Regions from separate parts of the Homo sapiens genome. Here regions 1 and 3 are each linked to region 2. A link is a contact called in ENCODE Hi-C or POLR2A ChIA-PET data. All regions are on one chromosome and are shown on one strand. The core of a region is the stretch at or near the end of the contact, and the rest is flanking DNA. Distances in the headings are between cores, read along the strand shown. Region 1 holds the start of EPN2-AS1 (EPN2 antisense RNA 1). Region 2 holds the start of EPN2-IT1 (EPN2 intronic transcript 1). Region 3 holds the start of EPN2 (epsin 2).

Region 1 (2,734 bases), core at 132-2,631, 35 kb after region 2:
GTCTTCTCACGCCCCCAAGGCCTGGCAACCTTTCATTTTTTCTGAGTTGTCAGACATGCCTGTGTACCCAGCATTGCCACACCAGGCCCAGGGACATAGGAAAACCAGGACCTCACCCTGCCTTCTCCACAGGGTCTGTGACGCTCACGTACCAGTGCAGTCATGCTGCCCACTGCACAGAGCCATTTGATGGTAGAATCCTGTCCCATGTGCTGTAAAATGTAAAAATATACTTTGGTTTTTTTTTTTTTTTTTTTTTTTTGAGACAGTCTTGCTCTGTTGCCCAGGCTGGAGTGCAGTGGTATGATCTTGGCTCGCTGCAACCTCCACCTGCTTAGTTCAAGTGATTTTCATGCCTCAGCCTCCTGGGTAGCTGGGACTACAGGCACGTGCCACCACACCCAGCTAAATTTTGTATGTTTAGTAGAGACAGGGTTTTGCCCTCGTTGGCCAGGCTGATCTCGAACTCCTGGCCTCAAGTGATCCACCCCCTTCGGTCTCCCAAAGTGCTGTGACATCATTACAAGCATGAGCCACCATGCCTAGCCTACATTTGTGTTTTTTGTACTTGCCACTTTCTTTCTGTTTGACCTATCCATGCAGATTAGAGGAGGCTTTTTAATCAGCACTATGTGACTGGCAGATGCTGCTTCCATACTTTCTAGGAAAATTGCAAAATGTAGCTGATAAGAATCAATTTCCTGTTTTTCTACCAACTCGATTGCCTTCTTTCACAGTTACCTGAAAGTGGCCCACTGAAGCATCTTTATTAAAAAATCTTTCACCCTTTGTTTTAGGAGCGCATTTGGGAAAGGGTGTCTCTCCCCCAGCACAGAGTACAGGCACCCAGGCTCTGCCGGGCAGTCCCTGGAGCAGACAGGGTGGACTCGAGTGGGAGAGACCCTTGTCTGCCTGAGTTGGGAGAGTTTTCTTGGTCTTCTTTTTAGATTGTATTTTGAGGGAAATGTTGGGCTTTTCTAGCCTTCCTACTCAGCCTCTCCCCCTTAGGCTTTTTCTCAGCTGGTGTGACAGACTGGAAAGGATAGAAATAAGGCCTACCTGTGGTTACAGTTCTTGACCACAGCAAGTGAAGACTTGGAGCTCTTCCAGTGGGGTTCATAATGCAAAAGGCCGCCTTCCTGGGAGAAGGTCCGTGCATTTGATGCGACTTTAGTGATGAGCTTAAACTAACAATTCCCGTTCTTCCTTCCAGTGAGTGTCTGGGAAAGCAACCTGCAACAATGAGAGAGTGGCACATCCCCCAGCACTTGCTTTTTCCCTTGGTCCCTGTGAGCTCTGAACCTTCAGATCCTCAGAGCAGAGCCAAGGCCAGGCTCAGGTGGTCAGAAGGGCCCATTCAGGCCTGTCTCACAACGACGTCTGTGTTCACTGTCATGTGCATGGGCACAAGAGGCCCTTTGTGGAGCTGAGTTGCTGTCACCAAGGCAAGAATATCTCTGCTGGAATCCTCCCTCGAAGCTCAGTCCCGTTGTGTGTAGCTCAGCTGATGTTCAATGGTTGGTGGCCAAGAATTCTGCCATCTGCAGAACTGAAAGCTGTACATCCGTTTATGAAAACCACAACATTCAGGGGAATACCCATTGTCTTTAATTTCTACATTGATGTGACGAGCTATGATGTGGTGAGCCAGTATGTGCCAGCTGTGCGTTATTCTAACAGTGTCAGTTATGGTAGACGTAAACATGTACATTTGCATTTGAAGCTATTCTGGCCTTGCAGATGTGCTAGAAAGCTCAGAGGACAAAGGAGGCCTCACTTCTCCAGCAGGTCCAGTTCAGAGCCCCGTGCCCACTCTCCCCCTCCAACCTGGCTGTATCAGGCACTGTAGCTGTGCAACTCAGTACCAGCTTCCCTGCCAGGATGGGGCTTGTTTTCCAGAGCACTTTTTTTGGGGTGGGGTGGGATATGAGCCTTCTACTTGATTCATTTGTGGTTTCCATTTGGTAGTAAATGAAGGATGTCGTAAGTGCAATATTTGCTTTATAGCAAGGGTTTTGTGAACCAAGCCTCAGAGATTCCTTATCAGGAAAGAGGCTGGGAACAGGTGGCTGGAGTGGTTAATGATTTGGGTGTGAGTGCCCTGTTCACTTGAGAAGAGTCCCCAGGAACTGTCTGGCTTCCTTTATTCTCTTCCATGTGGATGGTGACATCTTTTTGAACATAGGAAAGCCCAAACTTGAGAGTTCTGATTGGCATAGGTGAAGTTTAGGAACAAAACGAACAAAAAAATATACTTTTTGTTTTGGTGTATTATTAAGAAATCAAGTTGTTAAGGTGGATTGAGGACTTTTCTTTACCCTCTAGCTTTATTTCTGAAGAGATACTTTGGGAAATATAATTGAGTGATAACACTAGGATGGGATTTGACTTGATTTTATTTAGAAAAATACATTTATGTTTTTATAGCTGCAACTTTCTTTTTTTTTTGGAGATGGAGTCTCGCTCTGTCACCCAGGCTGGAGTGCAGTGGCGCGATCTCAGCTCACTGCAAGCTCTGCCTCTTGGGTTCATGCCATTTTCCTACCTCAGCCTCCTGAGTAGCTGGGATTATGGGTGCCCACCACCATGCCCGGCTAATTTATTTTGTATTTTTAGTAGAGATGAGGTTTCATCATGTTAGCTAGGATGGTCTCAATCTCCTGACCTCGTAGCTAGAATGGTCTCGATCTCCTGACCTCGTGATCTGCCTGCCTCGGCATCCCGAAGTGCTGGG
Region 2 (2,827 bases), core at 124-2,623:
AGAGGATGGGATCAGAAGTCAGAGTCTGAGAGCAAATCCTAGTCCCACCTCTTGCTGGCAGTGCAGCCTTGGGTCAGTTACTTAGCCTCTCTTTGCTTCACTTTTCCTCCTCTGTAAGATATGAATAAGAAGAATAACTCCTCCATAGGATTGTTATGAAGATGCCATCAGTGGACACATGTGACCTGCTCAGTTAGTATTCACTAGCCTCTTCTTAGAGAGCCCCTTCTGTTTCTTACTGCTCTTTTAATTCTGTTCTGTTACTAGTATCAAAGAGCACATCTGAGACTTTGCTTGGAAATGCCAGCTGCAGAGGAGAAGGGCAGGCAAGATTGTTGATGGTTTTGAACAGGTTGTGTGTATAGTCTAGAGAGAGATGCTTGTGGACAATGCCACCCACCCCTCTGGTAGGTGATTCCCACCCAGTGTGTTCTCATAGGGATGCCTCTGTAGGCTTTCATCTCCTGCCGAGCTGTCCTTAGGAACCTGCTGAGAAATGTCCCTGTGGACATTGCACCTTGGCAGGACACAGTAGAGGAGGCAGGTATTTGGACACCTCTTATTTGCCAGTCGTACTCTTACCAACCCTCACAGCCATGCTGAGCAGCACCTGTTACCTCTATTTGAGAGGTGTGGAAATAGAGGCTCAGGAAAGCTCAGCTTGCCTCGGACCATGCAGCTGGAAAGGCAGGACATAATCCCTGTGGCCGGAGTGAGAACTACATATTTCAGCCCTAGGCTGCTGCCCAGGCTGCTGGTGTCGCTCCTGAGTCCAGCTGTAAGGGGCATCGAGTGGATTCTCAGGCCCCGTGGTGCCTGGGCTTCGGCAGGTGCTGGTTCGTGTGGAGCATGTGTTAAGCACCTGGTAGGGCTGTTCCTGTTCCCAGGCAGTTTATTGTTAGGCAGACAATACAGCACTTGCCCTTTAACTCAAGAAATGGAGACCGAAAGGGAAACAGGAACTGGGAGAACAGCCTCAAGGTGTGAACTCTGGCAGTCTCTGAGTAGAGAGATAATGGGTATCTTTAACAGTGTTCTTATTTTTTGCTTCTGTGTCACATGGAAGGTGTTTGTTGAGGGCTGAGTGTGTGCCAGGCACTGTTCTAGACAGTGGCAAAGAGGCTGGGCCTTGGTCTCAGGGGGGTGGTGTGGGGGCAGGAGAGAAACAGATAAACAGGCACATAAGAAATGTCAGATAGAGGAGGGGCTCTGTTCCAGATGACAGCTGGTGACGTTGATAGAGAGTGCCTGATGGGTTCTGAGGAGGCCATGCGATCTGAGTGACAAGGAGCCAGTCTAGTGACAGATAGAGGAAGGACGCTGGGTGGGGGAAATGGCAGGTGCATAGAATGCAAGGCAGGAGCCACTTCCGGTCATAGGGAAAGTGACTGGAAATGAGAGTGCAGCATGTGGGTGGCACATAAAGAGTTAACCCTCAGGGATTGCTCTGCCCCAGAGCCCACCTTTGGGATGAAGGAGCTCATCCTTTGAGCTTCAGCTAAGGTGAGCCTGCTCTTGTGGTCTCTAAGATCCTGGCTCACTGCCCATCCCGCAGTGCTGCTTAGATGAGGCTCAGCGGACATCAACCATCACTACCACCAGTCCCTGCAAGTAACTCCCTCAGAAATCTGCATTGTTCAGAAATCTACCGTGTTCCTCTGAAGCTACTATGGAAAGAGTTAGATGTGACCTCCTGGAGGCACAGGTGGGAAGGCAGAGGTGAGCAAACCGCTTGTTTTTCTCACAGCTGTGGTCTTGCACTTGTACATGCACAGTGTAAAAATACCTGTTCCTTGGCCAGCATCTGGAGCTCTCTTTGAGAAAATATGTTACATCACTACTGTGCCCGAAACCCAAAGTCAGCAGGCCCTGCCTGAGGGGATCCACTGCCCCTCCTTTATTTCCACACTCTCGCAGGCTCCTCGCGAGATGGCGACAGCCCAGCAGTTAGCACCACCACATCCACCAGCCAGGTCTAAATTAAACACGAGATCATGGGAATGTAGATTTTCCCATGCAGCTCTGCATGTTTTTCAGATGTCTCAAGCTGGAAAATTATGCTGATCAAATGGTAGTCCATAGCTCGGCCTGTCCTGTGGGGTGGGGGTGAGTAGCCATCAAAGGCTCCCGTTCACTGCACCCAGTCTCTGGTTGGCTTCATCGTCTCCCATCAGCCAGTGTTTTCTCTAGCACAGCCACAGTGTGTGAGAAATGGGGAATCTCTGCCTAAGGGTCACAGCGGCCATCCTCAGAGGAGGGAAGGGTTCTGAAGGCTGCTTTTCACATTTCCAAAGGCTGAAGGGAAGCCCTAGTTTTTTGCCCACCATGAAGCCCCACAGACTAACAAAAACGTCTGCTGCTTGGCTGTGGCTGGAATTCTACTCCCTCAGTTGGTGACCTGTGGCTGGGCTGATCAGAAGCTTGGGTTTCTCATGACACCATGGAGATGGCAGGGAATTGAATCACTGGTCAGAATGGGGGCCTTTGGGACTGAAGGATTTGGGGTGAGCATCTGGTTTAATTCCATCATTTTAGAAGCGAGGACCCTGGGTACTGGCTTCTTGGTGCTACAGAGCGGTCGCAGCATTGGCCCTGATCCCTGGATTCCCATCTCCTCTCACTACCACATCATGTTATTTGCATTTTGGCATGATTTTTAAAAGAATGCTGTTCATAATTTGGTCATTTGTAAGACTGCTTTGAGGAATAGGAGAGGTAGGGGAGCATTCAACAATTCTCATTTGCCTTTATGGAGTGTTGCTGCCTGCACTTTGTGCTGTCACAGTGTTTGATCCTCTACACTGAGGGGGAGGTGCAGCTCCTTGCC
Region 3 (2,941 bases), core at 64-2,563, 34 kb before region 2:
ATTTTTATCGTATTTATTGTATCACTAGCTAGACTAATAAAGAAAAAAGAGAAGATACAAGTAAACATAATCAGAAAGGGCAAAGAGGACATTACCACCGACCCCATACAAACACAAAAAAGCCCTCAAAAACTATTATGAACACGTCTATGCACACACACTAAAAAACTTACAATAAATAGATGAATTCCTGGAAAGATACAACCTTTTTTTTTTTTGCCAGAGAATGGAATTCCAGATCCTGGGTTGTTAGAACCTTAAGGGATACTTTCATCCCCTGGTTCCTGTACAGGGAGGAGGAATCTGAGGCTCAGAGAAGTACAGTGACTTGTTTAAGGTCCCTCAGTGAGTTAGGGCAGAGGAAGACTTCTGGCCACAGCTTCCCTGAAGCCAAGGCTAGGCAGAGTGTTGATGTCACCCAGGCAACAGGGATGGTGCCCTCTGCCCACCTAGCAAGCCCTGACTCATGCTCCGCGCCCCTGCTGTGAGAAGTCTCTGCTGACTCCCACCCTGATTGGAGCAGGTTAGTCAGCTTTGAGGTGCAGCCTCCAGTTCTGGCCCCTCCAGTTCCGGGACTCTCATTCGAGGCATTTGGGGCTGTCTCATTTCTGTGCCCAGCACAGGGCTTGGCACAGAGGAGGTGCTTTGTGGGTGCCCGCCAGTCAAGGGTTTCCGTTTTCGTGCCATGTAGGTAACCCCTTGCCATTCGTGCCCTTAGGTAACCCCTTGAGCAGCCTAAAGAAGCCTAGAGACTTCTCCGTTTTTGAGTATATTTTATTGACGTGAAATACACGCACGGAAAAGCGCACAAATCCAAAGTGTACTTCCGCGCATCTTCATAAAGTGAACACACTTGTAGCCTAAGAACCCAACCCTACCAGCGCCCGGCAGGCCCTGGCCCCCTTCCAGTCTCTCCTACTGAACAAGGTTTTTGAGTGAAACCGGCAGGCCGGAGCGTGAGTTTCTGCTTGACGGGGCGGGGTCTGCGCGTGCTGCCCGGCCGTGAGTGTGGGGGGGCCGTGAGTGTGTACGGGGTGGAGTGGCCTGAAGGGGATTAGAGTGCGCGCGTTCGGGTATTAATTTGCCAGGGTTTGTGTGGCGCTCGGGATTGGGGGTTTTTTGGGGGCTCGGGCGTCGACTGTGGGGCGCTGCGGAAGGGTGGGTCGTCCGCGTGGGGTCCTGGAGCGCAGGAGGCGGAGGGGAAGCCGCGCAGGGGCCACTAGGGAGGGGCTCTGGCGGGGTCGCAGGGGCGTGGTCTGCGGGCGTGGGGGCGGGACCTCGGGGCCTCGGGGGCGGGGCCTGAGGGCGCGCGCACGCGTCCGGCGCGCCCCCTCCCGGCCGCCATGTTGGCTGGTGTGTGGGTGTCAAACTGAGCCAGACGCGGCGGTGGCGGCGGCTCCGCGGGCTACGGTCGCTCCCGCCTCTCGAGCGCTGCCGGTGGCCGCAGCGGCGCACCCACGCCGGCCCGGAGGAGCAGAGGTGAGCCACAGCCCGTGGGGCTCCAAGGCCAGAGCGAGTCCCCGGGGCGAGGACCCTCCCCCTCTCCAGGGCGCGGACGCCCCCAGAGCACAGGCTCCCCTACCTCACCAGCCCCGCCAGGGCATGCGCCCCTGCCGCCCCGCTGGTCCCTACGCCAGGCTCTGGGGGATCCCCTTCTTTCCAACCAGGCCCCGCCCCACGGACTGGAGCATGGCCCCCTTCCCATCTGGATCCAGCTTTCCGCTGCAAGGATCTCCCCCCTTACCCGTCCCTATCACCGAGCATCTCCTTTTATGTCCCCAGAGTCCAGGGCGCCCCTTACTCCTACCTCGGATCCTGGAGCCCCGTTCATCTTGGAACAACCCCGCCCCCTCCCCAGAGCACGTTCCTCCTCTCCCCGAGCCCGGCGCCCCTTCCTCCTGAGCCCAGCCTGGTCTCCCGCCAGCCCCCGTGCAGAGCCCGGTCCGGGCGCCCTCCGGGAATCGGGGGAGGGGTCCTTATCTCTGTCCGGGATCCCGCCCGTCTCACCTTTCCTGGGGGCTGTAGCAGGGCCCCCTTCCGTCCTTGGGGACCAGGCTCCCCACTCCCCAGCCCCCACTCCCACGGAACAGCGGGGACGGGGGCGGAAGAGCCAGGCTCCAGCTGCCTTTTGTTCCGCGTGGGATGGCAGAGACCCACCCGGCCCGGCGGTCCTGCTCGGCTGATCCGGGTGGGTGAATGGGTGCGTGGGGTCTGGCCTCTTCCAGGAGAGACTTCCTCTCTCTCCCTGTGGGGCGGCTCCCCTAGAGCCGAGAGCCGAGCGCGTTGGGAGGCTGGCCTTTGCTAGAGGAGTCGGTGCCAACAGGTTTTTGTTTGCGACCTGAAGTTTGCCCAGTGGCTTTCCCTGGGGCAGCTTGAGCTCCCTGTGAATCCCCCCGCCGGAGCTTGTGGAAGGCCGTTTCTCCGCCCAAGGAGTCCGTCTGGGCGACTCCTTCACAGTTGTGCTTCCCTGGGGACGTATCTAAAATCTGTGCTTTAAGAGCGGAGAGGGCTTAACCATCATTAGGGTTCAGATGAGGGAAACTGAGGCCCAGAACTGCAGTAATTTGCCCAAGGTCACGCAGTGATACTGTGTCAGTGCAGAACTAGAAGCTAGGTCTCCAGGCTCTGTTTACCACATTTAATAACTTTTTTATCTTTTAGGGAGATGTTCAGGACCCTACCTTCCCCTTTATTTTTAATATTTATGCAAGAAAGTGGGCAGGAAAATATGAGAAGTAATGAGTTATTCCTTTTCACCTCCAGAAAATATCCTGTGAAAGAAGGGATTGGAACAGGGTGTTAAAATGATGGGAAAAGGTGAATTTTAAGAATCCAAGCTTCCTCTCATTATGTAATATAACGAAGATTTGGCAGAAAACGTGCCTCTTGTAGCTCTAGATACAGAATTTTAGGTGCTGACAAAATCTTATGCTGAATCTGG

Evidence for each region. A loop is a pair of places that touch in the nucleus more often than their neighbours do. ChIA-PET counts read pairs that join two places held with the same protein, here RNA polymerase II (POLR2A). Pooled maps may share reads with other maps.
Region 1: a map of B cell shows a loop between it and region 2 (9-fold over the local background). The contact joins the promoter of EPN2-AS1 here to the promoter of EPN2-IT1 in region 2. A Hi-C loop is called at or near these places in 9 of 168 maps with a recorded cell type or tissue (B cell, OCI-LY7, cardiac septum and 6 more), 22 of 37 single-sample maps with no recorded cell type and 18 of 50 pooled maps. POLR2A ChIA-PET finds 5 or more read pairs at or near these places in 11 of 52 experiments (B cell, CD4-positive, alpha-beta T cell, GM12878 and 7 more).
Region 3: a loop to region 2 is called in a pooled map, with 3 times the contacts of the local background. The contact joins the promoter of EPN2 here to the promoter of EPN2-IT1 in region 2. A Hi-C loop is called at or near these places in 3 of 50 pooled maps. POLR2A ChIA-PET finds 5 or more read pairs at or near these places in 3 of 52 experiments (BJ, GM12878 and H1).

Annotation. Positions count from the first base shown.
Region 1 is chr17:19,304,880-19,307,613 of GRCh38, forward strand. EPN2-AS1 (EPN2 antisense RNA 1) reads right to left here and starts at 1,382. Exons shown (of 3, transcript NR_048576.1): 1 at 1,060-1,382. All of the region lies in intron 4 of EPN2 (epsin 2), which reads left to right. RefSeq lists an enhancer at 1,345-1,474.
Region 2 is chr17:19,270,020-19,272,846 of GRCh38, forward strand. It overlaps EPN2-IT1 (EPN2 intronic transcript 1), which reads left to right and starts at 1,374. Exons shown (of 3, transcript NR_046824.1): 1 at 1,374-1,719. All of the region lies in intron 1 of EPN2 (epsin 2), which reads left to right. RefSeq lists enhancers at 807-1,076, 1,087-1,176.
Region 3 is chr17:19,236,053-19,238,993 of GRCh38, forward strand. EPN2 (epsin 2) reads left to right here and starts at 1,314. Exons shown (of 11, transcript NM_014964.5): 1 at 1,314-1,479. RefSeq lists a silencer at 1,222-1,691.